2 separate regions of the Mus musculus genome follow, and region 1 is linked to region 2. The links are chromatin loops, found by intact Hi-C in ENCODE. Cell type or tissue: left cerebral cortex. All regions are shown on one strand.

What was found. A loop is a pair of places that touch in the nucleus more often than their neighbours do. Peaks named below come from ENCODE experiments on the same cell type or tissue, not always from the same donor. Only the 100,000 strongest peaks of a DNase experiment are listed, where the experiment ranks them.
Region 1: it touches region 2 in a loop (1.8-fold over the local background); 2 of 42 quality-filtered maps call a loop at or near these places.

What each region holds. Positions count from the first base shown.
Region 1 is chr6:68,330,628-68,338,627 of GRCm38, reverse strand. It overlaps Igk. Among named protein-coding and RNA genes, the nearest start is that of Gm25833, 200 kb to the left of the region's middle. In left cerebral cortex, no CTCF peak of the experiment used is centred here; a DNase peak (open chromatin) is centred at 3,376.
Region 2 is chr6:68,174,491-68,182,490 of GRCm38, reverse strand. It overlaps Igk and the pseudogene Igkv2-113. Among named protein-coding and RNA genes, the nearest start is that of Gm25833, 350 kb to the left of the region's middle. In left cerebral cortex, no CTCF peak of the experiment used is centred here; a DNase peak (open chromatin) is centred at 3,006.

The sequences.
Region 1 (8,000 bases), 160 kb before region 2:
CTGCATGCTCCTGGAACTCTGGCTCCTGCCTAAGTTACCGGCCCCCACAGTCCCCACAAAAGAAGCATGGTCAGTAGTCACATAGGCAATGGCCCAAGCTTCTGACCTTCAGGGTAAACTCCTCCCCAGTTATACCTAGCAACAGTAAAGACCATAAAAGGGGCTGTTCAGCCCCACTTCAATCTCTTGCTCTCTTACTTGTCTCTCTTGCTTCTTACCCCTCTCTCTTACTCCCTCTCTCCTCTTTGTCTTCTCTCCTCTCTTCTCTCTCTGTGTCTTCTCCTCTCCTTTGCTCTTTCTCCCTCTTACTCTCTTTCTTTCTAGCCTTCTCTTCTCTTCTCTTCTCTTCTCTTCTCTTCTCTTCTCTTCTCTTCTCTTCTCTTCTCTTCTCTTCTCTTCTCTTCTCTTTTTCCCCCTACCTTTCTACAATAAAGCTCTAAAACCATAGAGAGTCTTTGCTCCATCAAGATCCACTGCACACTCACTCTGGTCAGTGTTGGGAACCTCTTCCCTCATCACTCTCTCCTATAACTCTGGTGGCTTTAGCAAAGTAGCTCTTGGGTTCCCAGGTAGGGCTGCCCCTCACCACCCATTGAAGAGTGGGTCAGGGGCTTGGATGTCTACCCAGGGATGAGTGGAAGTTAGTTAGCAGCCCTCCAATGCCTGATAGACCAGAGAATAGGTGGAACTCTGCTGGAGTGTGGGCCTTTCCTCCCCCGCCTTCCCCTGATACCCTATTTTATTTCCCACAGAGTCTGAAGCCTACAGTAGTGACTTCCCCACTTAATTTAATGTTCCTATTATTATTTCAACTAATGAATTGAAAAGTGATTCAGTTCATGACTTTCTTTGTTTTATTCTTAGAAAATGTTCATTAGACTGTTATTAGGTACGAACATAGGTTTAAAGCTAACATAAATATGTTTCCTAGGCTAAAATTATTCATACTTGGCTACAGAGAAAATTATCAGTTATACAATTTGATGTGTAAGTTTTTTTGTTTTTGTTTTTGTTTTTGTTTTTTGTTTTGTTTTGTTTTCTTTTCTTTTCTTTTCTTTTCTTTTCTGATCAAGGTTCAAATTTAATGTCGTCAAACACACTTTATAAAGAAGAGGGGAGGCCCATTCCCAGTCACGCTAAATTCTTTTGAAGTAGATCAGCCTTTTCGTAGGAACTCGTGAAGATCACTGTTTGGTGTAAATTCCAGAAAACCTTTTTTTTTAAAATTGGGTATTTATTTCATTTACATTTCCAATGTTATCCCAAAATTCCCCCACATGCTCCCCCCCCCACTCCCCCACCTACCCACTCCCACTTTTTTTTAATTGGATATTTTATGTGTTTACATTTCAAATCTTATCCCATTTCACAGTTTCCCCTCTGGAAACCATCTCTCCCATCTCCCCTCCCTCTGCTTCTATGAAGATGCCCGCACCCACCCACTCTCACCTCACTGTCCTGGCCTACACTGGGGCAACAAGCCTTCACTGGACCAAGGGCCTCTACTCCCACTGATGCCAGAAAAGTCCATCCTCAGCTTTATATTCGGTTGGAGCCATGAATCCCTCCATGTCTACTCTTAGGCTCACAATCATCTCTAATGGTATCTGATGCCTTTCTCTGGTGTGTCTGAACATAGTGAAAGTGTACTCACATACATTAAAAAAAAGTTTTCTTTTTATACTGACAAGTGAGATTCTCCATAGTGGTAAAGTATGACCTCATGTAGTCCTTGAATTTTGAGGGTTATTTTTGCCTTGTTGTTTCGTTTTGTTTCATTTTATGTGTTCGACAATTGTGACATTAACATAGTAGTGAAGCTCATATACTAACAGAAGTGAAAGTAAAACAGTGAAGAAGGATACATAACGATGTCTTAATAAAAAATTATTTTCTACTCAATGTATGCTAGCAATTAATTGATCATGATTCTGGTCTTAAAGTAAATAATTTAAAATTTTTATTTGTAAAAGGTCTCTAGGGCTAGGATCTATATCAACTCTTTCTCTTTTCATGGTTTATTGTTCTGACAATACTTGCAACCTATTTTTCGGATATTTATGCCCTACCACACAAGTACATAATAACTGGTAGTCCCTGAGGTTAGGCTACAATATCTAACAATGGCTAATGGTCTTGAATCTTTCCTTAGAACAATTCGTATGAGTCTTTAAGTTCAAAATACTTAAATATTCTTTTCATGACAAGAGACACATACATCTACAATTCTGGTAAGATTGTGATCCCTTTTTATCATTATATGAATTTTCGTTCTGCAACATGGTTCCTGTTGTTTGAAGGTATAAAGTAACATTGACATGTGATTGTGCATAATGGATACAGGTTTTTCCTATTTAAATTTCACTTCCTTTATACATAAATAATTTACATCAGTATCTTTAAATGAAATTATTTTGTATTGAATATATAAATAAATACAAATATTTTAATAATTTTAAGGATTTTTATCACTATAGCCTCTTAAAAAAACATACAAAGTTTAGCCAGGTATATATATATTGTGTGTATGAATATACATATACACATACAAATACACACACACACATATATATATATATACATATATATATATATATATATATATATATATATATGAATTGCTTTTGTCCTATCTTCTAAATTATAAAACAACATACTTTTGACTATTCTGCCATAAAATGTTTTGTACAGAACATCTTAAATGTCAGTATCCCTTCATAAACAGCACAATCTTTTAGGTGTGACTGCTTCTGGGTCACCTACAATCTCATCAGCAACTCCATACCAATTATCTGCAAGTAAGCCCAATAAGCTCATTGATAGCACAGGGAGAACTTTAATAAATTTGAACTTTGGTTTTTCATGGAGATAAAACAAACCATGTAAAAAGTGGATATATATTATTTAGTCTCCAAATAAAGGGAGAACATTCTCATAGTAAGTAGTAAATTCAGTTCTTAATGTTTGCATATTCCATAGTACTATGAAAGATTTTACTATGAAAAATTTTAGAAGGATGTTAATATCACAGTTGTTTTAGTAATAACCAAATTTTTATGCATGAATATTCAGATGGGTAGACATTTCTAGAAAAAAATTTACAAATTAGAAAGTTTTGCAAGTTATGAACATTTGAATAAGTTATTTAAGACATATAAAGGCTAAGACTTAAAGACAATGTGTAAGATATTAAAGTTTATAATGTCTAAATTTAATAATTACAGACAATAACAAAAATGTATGTCCAGCCAATGGTTGTTTAGAAGTATCTGATTATTAAAATTGAATAGTATTTTCAGACAGCATCTTCCAACTGCATGCCATAAGCTGTCATGGTAAAATATGCTCCATAGCTACAGCTGATGAACTGGGGCAGGAATCCAGAAAGAAGAGTATTGCATTCTAAAATAATGAGCTATGGAGCATCCCCTGGCTTCTTCTGCTAAGAGTTCATATCTGTGTTTGTTCGGCAAGTGACAGGGACATTTTCCCTCAGCCATGGGTAAAAATTATTGAGGCTGTGTGGCACTATGTTCTGCTGTAGAATCTGTTCATAGAAGAAAAGTATGAAAGACACATAAAATATACCATATTTAGATAGAATGTACAATATTAATGCTATGGAAGAAAGAAACCATACTAGAGATCTGGAGGAGGAGAATTCTGAGTAGTTGAGCTTGGAAAGACATCACCATGGCCTTAAGTACTATCCAGCTTCATACTCAGTTTGATGACATACATTATATATCATCAGAGAGGCTGAGGTGATAATGGGATCCATACAAATTATATTGAATATGGTAGTAGGTGGGGAAGTAGATTGAATAGACAGTGTGAAACTTCATACACAGCTGAGCAGATATTCACAGGACTAGGTTAAAACTGTTGCTTCCATGGTTGTTATCTTTGCTCTCCTCCATTATTCTGAGTGAGGTTTTTCTGTTTCTGATTCAGTATTACTTTGACCCAATAGGGAGGAGTCCACAATGACATTCTTGATGTTTCTCTTTTTCCATGTAGCACCCTATAATTTATGATAGGGTCTAAGGGAGTAGCCCATTAACATGTTTTAGGTCTACACCTTAAGTATCCTGATTATCATTTCTGCATTCAGCTAGTGTTTTCAAATTTGCTTACTTTTTTGGAAATTTGTCATTTTAACCAGAACAAAAATGGCTGGTAAAACTGTGAAAGTTTTACACTATATTTTCTGTGAAATTAGTCAACAAATGTGATGGTTGTCAGTAGGTCTGGTGAGACTTACATCTTGCATACAGGAGTTACTGTAATTACTGTATCTACTGTAGTTACTTTAGATCTGTATTTTCATGTTACCTTTAGGATTTTCAAATGGAAGATTGAGGATTTGTCTGCTATGTAATGGGGCAAATTATGGATAAACAATTCAAATAATATGGATTTCTTTAAACAAAATATTGTCAACCTCCATATTTAGTACATCAATTTTCTTAACACATTCTACATGAAAAAAAGTGAGCAAAGAAATATGAAGAAACCAAAATGTACTGATAAGTACAGTCACTGATAAGTGAATATTAGCCCAGAGACTTAGAATACTCAAGATACAAGATACAATTTGCAAAACACATGAAATTCTCAGGCATTTTGTCATACCACTGCAAAGCTGGGCAAAACAAAGAGCCAGAAGAAATTTACTCTCAGACTTAGGAAGAGTCATGTCTTCAACTAATGACATCAATGCTAGTAAGAAGGGATTGCTACTTTGCTATTATATATCTTTTTCCAGGTATCTGAATGCCATTCCATAGCCAATTCGACTCAAAAGGATAACCAACATGTAGATATGTTGGGATCATTCTTGAATCAGATGTTTGCACTTTTGTTTTTCTGGGTTTGTTCTCCTGACACTTTTTATGTGGTCTTCTCAGGCACTGATTAACCCTGTGTGAGCTACACTGCCAGCCAATATTAGACCCTGCATCATTCAGCTCTCCTTCATTCTCCTTGTGGCTCACTGGAAGAACTGGAAAAAACATAAGTTGATCATCTAAGTTGTAGACAATAATTTATCAGGAGAAGTAAGACTCTTCCTCTAAAGTGTCAGTCAGTCCATGCTTTCATCCAGATGCCAACTCCCACTTCCATGGAATTTATTTATTCTTTCATTGAGGAAACGTGTATCTTTCTATCTGTAAGAAGATCCACTTTGTTGTGTCCCTTATCATGCCCCTAGCTAAGCCCTTCTCAAACGATGGGACCTGGCACATACCACACTTCAGAGTTACTCCTCAATACCTGCTCCCCATTTGGAGAGCAAGTTGAAGGTTAGAAAGTAGAGTTTTCCAAAGCAGAACAGAGAATAGCATGTCTCTTCCACCTTGCTCATGAGTAGAAGGAGCTCAGTCATGAGGGAAACAAGGAATTACAGCAGCAGTTACAGTGAAAGGCAGACACCAGCAAGAACCAAGGGCATGTTTGTAATAAGCAGTGCTTTGCACTGGCCCTTGTTACAACTGTGCAGATATCCTCTTTGTGAGAAGGTCTTTCCTTTCCCATGGATCCTTTCTTAGTATATCCTCACAGATTCACTGAGATGCATGCCTATAATTTATTCCACAGTGAACCAAGTAAATAATAAAATGAACTGTCACAGCCAGTACCTGAATTAGTCTGTGTGGTTAGTACAACATGGTTGACCACAGTGAATGCATTTACTGTGAACTAAGTTCCATGGTCTTTCACCCTATGCATCTGAGAAGACTGGACCAATTACTGTCTTCATGGTGAAAGAAGTTCCATTCTTCAATACTCTGTGCTCCAGCAGGCATATCCATCCCACACCTGAGTTAAGCCAACATTTCAGGATGATGGACAGAAAATGATGCACCCAGTGTGAGGGTAAGATGCAGGAGGATAGAAGAGAACAGTTTCCCCCACATAGACTCACAGCCATGACTGTAGCTTGAGAACAATTAAGGGTCAGAGGACAGATTGGAATCTTGCCAATTAGATCATTTGAGTCAAGCTTGCAGATGCAAACTACAACTTGGATTTCCCAAGGAATGCTGCTAGACGGTAGTGCTTCTGAAGGCAGAAGTCCAGATCTGACACTAAGAGACCATTACTATTTATCTCTAAGTTGCTGGAAATATTTAGATATACGATGTCTGAAAGAGGTCACCTGACATTCTCAAAGGGAAATGCAGCCATCCTTACTTTCTGTGGTCTACACCAAGTATAAGTGTGTGTGTCCTATAGTTCTCTCCACATCCTACTCAACTTTGGTGGTATATCCCTCCACAGAAGGATGTCTCAGTCTATAAGCTCTGCCATATTCCCCTGAGACAGGTTCTCTCACTGTATATAGAGCTGAGCTGGCACTCTTGAATTCCCACCAATCTTTTCCCTCTCTAATAGCACCAGAGTTATAAGGTTTCACAGATAGTTTGGTTTTTGTTTATTATTATTACTTTTATTTTTACAGTCTAATTGTTGCCCCCTTCCAATTTGACCTCCCAGAGTTCCTCATCCTATTCCTCTTCCCCCACCCCCTCGTTTCCAAGAGGATGTCCCCACCCCCTGAGACACCTCTCCTCCCTACTTTCTGAGGTCTCAAGTCTCTAAAGGGTTAGACTCTTCTCCCACTGATGACATACCACGCAGTCCTCTGCTGCATATGAAGGCCTCAGAGCAGCTCATGTATGCTGCCTGCTTGGTTCCTCAGTGTCTCAGAGATTTCAGGGATCCAGGTAAGTTGAGACTGCTGGTTGTCCTATGGGGTCTCCCTCGTCTTCAGCTTCTTCTAGTATTTCTCCATTCAAACACAGGGTTATCAATCTTCAGTCCAATGGTTGATTCAATCAAGCTGCATCTGTCTCAGTCATGAGCTTATTTTGCTTCTAGAGGACAGCCTTGCTAGGTTCATGTCTGTATGCACACCATAGAATCAGGAATAGTGTCAGGCCTTGGAGGCTCCCCTTTGGGATCCCAAGTTGAACCAGGCACTGGACCTCCTTAACCTCAATCTTTTGTCCATTGTGGTCCCTGGAGTTCTTTCAGACAGAAACAATTTTCTTTCAGAATATTTGACTGTGGGATGGTACTCCATCCCTCCACTTGATGTCCTGTCTTTCTACTGGAAGTGGACACTATTAGTTCCCTCTCACCATTATTGGTCATTTCATGTAAGATCCCTCCCTTTGAGTCTTGAGAGTCTCTCATCTCCCAGGTGTCTGATACTTCCTGGAGGGCCTTCCCATCCCCTATGCTATGAAGTTGCAGTATTTTTCATTGATTCTGCTGGCCATCAGGGCTTTTCTCTGCCACCCCCTCTCAACCTGATCATGTTCCCCTTTTCCACTCTCCTCTCCCCTCCCACCAAGATCCCTTCCTCCATTTGCATGCTGTGATTGATTTCTTCTTTTGTTAATTTGTATACTCTGTCTGTGCCCATTATTTCATTTGGCTAGGCTAAGTGTTTATCTATTTTGTTGATTTTCACAAAGAATCAGTTTTTGGTCTTGGTGATTCTTTATTTTGTTCTTTTTGTTTCTATTTGTTTGATTTCAGTCCTGAGTTTGACTATTTCTTGTAGTCTTCTCCTCTTGGTTGTGTTTGTCTATTTTTCTTCTAGGGCTTTTAGATGTGGTGTCGTTATGGTAGGATCTTTCCAATGTATTATGGGGGCACTTAATTCTATGAATTTTCCTCTTAGCACTGCTTTTATTATGTTCCATAAATATGGATATGCTGAGTCATTATTTTCATTGAATTTCAGGAAGTCTTTAATTTATTTCCTTATTGTTTTCCTGAACATGTTATCATTGAGAAGAAAGTTGTATGGTTTCCATGGGTATGTAGATTTTCCCTTTTTTTTTCTTGTTATTGAAGTCTAGAGATTGTCTGTGGTGATCTGATAGGAAGCTTGGAATTATTTCAATCTTATTAAATCTATTGCAGCTTATTCTGTGACTGATTATATGGTCAGTTTCAGAGAAGGTACCATAAGGCTATGAGAA
Region 2 (8,000 bases):
CACACCCTATCTAGTAGTACAGTGAAGCTTTTCAAAAATAGACTACATTCTATGAAACAAAAGAGATCCATATGAATTAAAATTTTGAAATCACTCCTATGATATATGACCACAGTACAAAATAACCTTAAAATTGACTGTAAAAAGCCAACAACAATAAAGTAACAACAACAACAAAATCAAATTCAGGGACATTAATCAACTCATTACAAATTAATGGATGTATCTAATATGAAATCTGGTGGAGGTTTTGTCATTTGTTCTATATTGCAATGCTATGTGCTAGTCCCCAAAACCTGGTTGCCCACAGAAAGAAGAGAATCTTCATATATACAAGTCATGCTTTGCAAACTGCCCCAATTTATTCCTGATTGGTAAATAAAAATGTAAACAGCATATAGCTGGACAAAAGATATAGGAGTGGGATTTGGGTTCCCAGGCTTTGGATCTGAGAAGAGACCACAAGAGGAGAAGAAAGAAAGGGGAGAGAGAACAAGACACCATGGGGTAGGTGAGTTATGAAAACATGGCCATGAGGGATGGCCAATTGGATTTAAGAGTATCCCAGAGGGAACATGACAAGTTATCACTTGGAGTTATTTAAAGGCAAATAGATATAATAGCAGAGAGTAGATATATGCCCAAATCTTGTGCTTTCAAGTCTTATTATAAATATAAAGGATTTGGGTCTTTTATCTGGGAACTGAATGATCAAGGACAGGAAAGAAACCCCAGTTTGAGATTAAATATTTTTTACAACAAAATCCAGACAGAATTAAACAATGTGATGGGAGAGGATGGGAAGCAGCAGGAAGGTGACTAACCTTCCTCTCCATCTGGGCAACAGAAGATCCTGAAGGTGTATTGACAATTGTGAAAATCCTTAGGCAGAGGATTGGTCACACAGCTGAGGTTATTGCAGGTTTCTCTCTGTTGCAGGATGTAAAGTCAAAGAAATGAACTTCACACTCCCTTCCTCTGCATCCCTGGTTCCAGCTCACAGAACATTTTCCTATCCCATATGATTTTAAATGTTAAGAACCTCTACACTTGTACTATGTAGTACATTAACCTTAGCCCCTAATACCTGTGGCATTAGAAATGTAAGTAGCATAAGTGAGAAACTAATTATTTCACTTTAACTTCTTGTTCTCTAATACCATATTCTTATCATTTACTGTATGACAGATCTTTAACCAATGATAATCATTAGCCATATCACTATACCAACCAAGATGTGAATTATGAGGACTGTCCTGAAGTACAGACACTACACCGAGCTCTGGAGTGAGCCATGTCTCTCACAAACACAATAACTAGGATTTCCCAGACTTACATAGGTTATGGTGCTTCCATAACTTACAACTTTGCCAAACAAGCAAAAGGATATTACCAAAAATAGCAGATTTAAAAAAAAACTTGTGCTACATTTTAAAACCAAATATGCAAAAGAATTAACAAAATTCCATCAACTGATCTCTCTGTATTTGACATTTTAAAACAAGCTTTCACTAATCTCAGAACTCAGACAGTATTTTGAACCTTGAACAATGCTTCTCCCACCTTGGGGCACCTGACTTTCTGATGAATCAATGTATTTTAAACTTGCCTTTATATATGGGTTTCTTCATCCTCTAAACCATTAAACTTGTTGAAACTGCTTCCACATTGGAAGGTAGAATTTAGGGTGACCCAAGTCTGTCTTTCTGAGCAGATGTTTTTTGCTTGATTATTTGCTTGTTTTTATTTATTTCCTGGCATGAATATAACAGTATCACAGCTTGAACAAGTGCTGCTCTCTTGCCACAGGAGGAAAAAAAGGATTTGTAGTCTCTGCTCACTTTAAGATCATTGGTCTCACCAGTTTTTGGAATGATAATCTGTTGGCACGAGGGACTCTTTTCATTGATGTTGCCTTTAATCATTCAAGTTCTATTCAATAAGCCATAAATCCAATGTTCTCTCTCTATCCAAGGCTTGAGTTTAATTTCTGTTACTCACTTTTGTAATTCTGAAATTATCCATTCTTATTTCCCATACCATGATGAGTCCTGTGAGAGTACTTTGACATGTAGCTAGTTTTTGGTGTACATTTATATTTACCAAGCTAAATAACAAGACATAAACACAAAAAATGAGTAGTGACCCTAGGCAATGTCCAGGAATGTAGGAGTACCTCTCTTTTCCAATACAGAAAAAGGACCTGCTTTAAGAGAATTTGTAAGTGATGGGAGACAGAAACATCTTAACAACATCAAACATTTCCCTGATGCATGTGTGTTGACAACTTAAGTTCCCAAAAGGAAAAAAAAATAAATCCAAATAAAAAAAGACTTAAAATGACTTTAAGTGACACGGAAAAGGCAATACACTGTTATGTTATTATGGGAATAATTTTCTGATGAAAATCATCTATTACTGTTTGCAAAGTCTACAGGAAAATGATAGTATTGCTATTCAGTGTTTTCTTTTCATTCCATTTTGACATTACTTCCTTAGCATGTTACTTACATTATACTAAAAATCTCACAGCAGACAGGTGGTACCTATGTTGAAGAATACCGCCTCAAGTGACACCCCTGTAGAGACTTAGCTATAAACTATTCTGAGTTCTTGAGTGCTCTCTCCTCCTCCTCCTCCTCCCCCTCCCCCTCCTCCTCCTCCCCCTCCCCCTCCTCCTCCTGTTCTTCCTCCTCCTCATCCCTGTCCCCCTCCCACTCCTCCTCCTCCTCCTCCTCCCCCTCCTCCTCCTGTTCTTCCTCCTCCTCATCCCTGTCCCCCTCCCACTCCTCCTCCTCCTCCTCCTCCTCCTCCACCACCACCTTCTATTCAAGTACACAAAATTGTTCTCAAGAAAGACAATCAACAAATGTAGTAGTTGAGCACTGCCATCTGGGTGGATTTTGTTCAGAGCTGTATCACTGTGGAATATACTCTACAACTTGCTGACAGTAATGCACACCCACATCCTCAACCTCCACTTTACTGATTTTTCAGTGTGAAATCTGTTCCTGACCCACTGTCACTAAACTTGTCTGAGACTCCTGAGGCACAGGTTGGCCTCAAATGGATCAGGAGCCAAGTAGGGTTTCCGGGCCTTTGCAGAAACCAATCCAAGTATGCCTTCCCATCCTTAAGTAGGAGACTCTTACTAGACCTGCAAGAGATGGAAGCTGACTCTACAGAAGTGAAAGGATTGGACAGTGCACCCTGTGTCATCACAATAACTTTAGTGATTTCTGAGATGAGAGAAACGAAAGGGTATAGACACACACACACACACACACACACACACACACACACACAAAAAAAATGGTATTTTCAAATGATTGTTCTTTTCTTTATTATTTCCTACTTATTATATTTATGATTTTTTCATATTTCAAAAATGTTCAACATAAAATAACCATGTAAATAGAGTATGGAAATCATCTAGGAGTCATCTGGACCATTAGCTTTGGTAGCTATAAGAGTAGTTACAAAAGCATAGGTTCAACCTTGAAAACTTACAGACATAAAACTAGCATGCAAAACTGATAATCTCAGACATAAACAGAATCTGCATCTGCATCTGGATTAGCTGGACCCCAGAAGTCTCCATCCCCCACACTCTCCTTCTTTATCTTTGTTTCTTTACTTACCAGGAATCCAGAGCACAAGCATCCTCAGGAGCTGAAGAGAGTAACTCATTTTGAGAACTTAATATGAAGAATCCTGAATATTCAAGGTAGAAAGATAGGCTAGCTTTTGTTTTGGACTTGCAAGGAGAGGTGGACCCTAGGGAGCATTATGCAAATCCATTGTTTAGTACAGCTGTGTAAAAAGTACCAAGGGTATGTAAAAGCCCATTCCTATGTGTGGGGTAAAATAAAGTGTCTCCTTTGTTTTTGATTATAGGGTAGATGTACACCCCTGAAAATGACTGGACATATGTGAATTTCAGTCATAAACCATCTACAAGGCCAAGGCATGCCGAGTTGCTCCAGACTGGAGTTTCATGCAAATAGTTATCTGACTGAGAAGTAAGTAATTATATCCTATGACAAGCAAGACAAAAAGAAAAAAGAAATAAATTAAATGGACTTCTCTAAAGAAAAGTGAGAGTGGGAGAAAATTTTTTTCTTAATAGTATAAGCATAAAAATTCCCTGTAACAACTCACACAATCTATTGCTAATAATATTCTCTTGTACATCTTCAATGTAATTGTATGCCATATAAGTCAAAGTATTCAGAATTTCTTATGATGCAGCAACTGAGTTTTCCTAAGTGGCTGAGGCACTTACCACCAAGCTTTGCCTCCTGAGTTTGATACCCAGAACTCACAAGATCAATTACCCTAGTTTGTTCTCTGATTACCCTTCTAACTGTAACAGTCATATGAGCATATGCAAAGACACACAATAAAGGAGTAAATATTGTTTTAGAGAATGTTCTATGGGTAATGGAATACAGTATACTACAAATATTTCATCTACTTTGGTTATGAGTACTGTTTTGAGAGGTCTATTAAAATCTAATTTTTTTCTCCTCATCAAGAATCTAGCTCTTGCCAGGCAGTGATGGCACATGCCTTTAATCCCAGCACTTGGGAGGCAGAGGCAGGAGGATTTCTGAGTTCAAGGCCACCCTGGTCTACAGAGTGAATTCTAGGACAGCCAGAGCTATACAGAGAAACCCTGTCTAGAAAAGACAAAAACTGTTAAAGAAAAAAAAAAAAAAAAAAAAAAAAAAAGGGAAAAAAACAAAAAAAAAAATAATCTAGTCCTTTCTTAGTTGTTATCTTTGTGGTACTTTTATTGCTTGCTTGATATGCAGTTATAGCATACACAACAAATATGCACAGTTTAACAGTGTACTTTGTGCATTACAATAGCAAGCCTGCAATGAAGTGTAAATGTTAAGGGTTCTTTGGATCATGTTTTCCTGGAGCAAACAAGTGAAGGAAATTTTCATTTCATTAAAGTGGGCACAGGTATGAAAGGCTAGGACAGACTCATTAAGGAATGTTTTGTTGAAGCAGACACAGGAGAGAAGTTGCTCTGCTAAAGCAAGTGCACAAAAGTATCCCGTCCGGTGGGATTCAGTTATTCGTGGGTGTGAGGGGGACCGCGAACCTGGAAGGAAATGGGAGGAAGAGAAAGAGAGAGCAGGACGACCAAGTAGATTTTAACCTATCAAGGTCTCGTTTATTAGGTTGAGGTGCCTTCTTTTTAAAGCGGGGAATATGGGAGGGGTCTAGGGAGAATTATACAAAGAACAAAGAAGTGGGCATCTGCTGACATGGGGGCCACAGCACCAGGCAGCAGGCACTCTGGATCTTATCTCTGGAACATCGATCCTCCTTGACAGCCTTGGGGGTCAGGCTGGGCTCAGGCATAACTCATGTCCTTGGATGGCATGGGAACTCAGGAAGAGATAGGGAAGAGGGAACTATAATTCAGCTTTTACAGCCTCAGGTGCCAAGAAAGGAATAGGGAGGAAAGGGGGGTGATAACCAGCTCTTAGTACAAGGCCATTTGGCTTGTTAGGGAGATTGTGAAGGGCTCACTTTCTCACGGGATGGTCTCTGACACAAAAGAACACGTGATGAAAGATTGTTTGCTAAGAACATGCATGTATTGCTCCACCTTACACTGCATAGTTGAGCTGCATTTTTCAGGACTCCATAGAGAGAAATGCACCAAAATACTTCTGCTGTTGTACTCAATTTTGTGCCACTTCCAACGACTTTGGCTGATTCGCTACACATGGTGATGCAAGACACATGTTGAGGCAAGATTTGTGTTGAGGCAAAACAAGTGGAGGACATGAGATATTTGGAGGGAATAAATAGGACTCCACAGAGTAATGGAGACAGAGCTTTGATTCTTGGTATAACCAGCTTTACAATGCTTGTGGACCTCATATCTTCGCTGACCTTTGCTTCACTGAGAGAGCCACAGATGAGAACTTCTAGTGATCCTGTTGGTCCAGCCTGCTGACACAAGCTGAGGCTGAGGCCTGGTTATCTGCTATGTCTTGTCACCACTGTTGCTAATCCACTTTACTGAAGTGGATAATTGTTGTATCCATGAACTGTTTGAGAGTGGATAAAGCTGTCATTGTCTGCTAAACTGTGAATAGAACTGGTGATTTCTAGACAACACAGTTGGAACAATTCTAGACAGGTTCACCTCCCCATATCCTAACTTTTCACTGTCTCAGTTGGGTAGTATGCTTAAATGGAGGTAAAAGTATTTAAGATCCATCATTAAAAAGAGGTTTTGAAAATTTTAAAGTTATATTGCAACCAATTGTATTTAATGTATCACTGCACTCTTTGCTCATGATTTCTTTTTTATAGATGTCAATTAAAATAAGTGTGAATAGCAATGGTGATGTGTCAGAGTTGTGCTGAGAGACTAATTCCAGATCTAGATTGGTTTGAGCACTGAGTTCATGTTATTGTAATCTGATAAACCCAAGAATCTCACACCCCTAATAGGCACTGTAGAGACTTGGATTGGTAGAAAATAGCATTGATATTCCTAATCATTTGTCTTTTAGTAATTATATGTAAAATAATATTTTATCAAAACATTTTCTGATATACTTAAATGTAAAGATTATCATTTTGCAATAAGTTGAGAATGTCCAATGTGTGGCATTAAAACAGCTCCTTTTAGTTCCCTCTCCCCACTGTGGGGCATTTCATCTAAAGTTTCTTCATTTGTGTCCTGAAAGTCTTTCATCTCCCAAGTCTCTGGTGCATTCTGGATGATCCCCCCAATCTCATGCCACCTGAGGCCACCTGTTTCCGTTCTTTCTGCTGGCACTCAATCTTTCCTATCTCAATACCAGATCATATTCCCCCACCCCCCTGTCTCCCTTTCCCCATCCACTTTTCTTCCCAAGTCCCTCCTTCCCTCCCTACTTGTGATTGCTTTCTTGTCCTTCAATTGGGACTGAGGCACTTGGGCACATCAGCTTGTTGACTTTTTGCGTTTTGTGGACTGTATCTTGGGTATTGTGTCCCTTGTGTTTATTGCTGTTGTTTTGTTTATTTGTTTGTTTGTTGATTTTTGTTTGTTTTGTTATATCCACTTATTATTTAGTGAGCATATACCATTCAGGTCCTTTTGAGTCTGAGTTACCTCACTCCCGATGATATTTTCTAGTTCTATCCTTTTGCCTGCAAATGTCAGGATGCCCTAGTTTGTTCTAAATAGCTGAGTAGTATTCTGTTGTGTAAATGAACCACATTTTCTGTATCCATTCTTCTGTTGTGGGACGTCTAGGTTGTTTCCAGCTTCCAGCTATCACTATTAAGTCTGCCATGAACTTAGAGGAATACGTGCCCATGTGGCATGGTGGGGCACATTTGGGTATATTACTAAGAGTGGTATAACTGGGTCTTCAGATATATCTATTTCCAATTTTCTGAGGAACCTCCAGATTGATTTCCAGAGTGGTTGTACCATTTTGCAATCCCATCAGCAATGGAGAGGGAACTTTTAGAGCCCAACTCCAGCAGAGAGACAGGACATCAAACGGGGAGAGGGGTCCATGCCACAGTCATATCTCTGACCCGCAACTTTTCCTGCCTGAAATTTTTACAAAGATAGAAATGGAGAGGAGCCTGACGAAAAGAAGGTCATGTGACAGGTTCAAAGAGGGATCCAGTTCAAAGGGAGGTTCCAAGGCCTGACACTACTACTGAGGCTATGTAATGTTCACAAAAAGGGACCTAGAATGACCACATTCAGGAGGAGCCAATAAGCACCTGAAAGAGACAGGGGCAGATAGTTGCCTTCAACCAATGGACAAAAGCAGCTAACACTATTGTTGAATTAGAGAAAAAATGAAAGAAGCTGAAGAGGAGGGCAACCCTGATGGAGGACCAGCAGGCTCAATTAATCTGGACCTCTGAGATCACTGAAACACTGGATCATTGAACATGCAGCATACACCAGCTTATATGGTGCCACCAACACACATACAGCAGAGGACTGCTGGGTC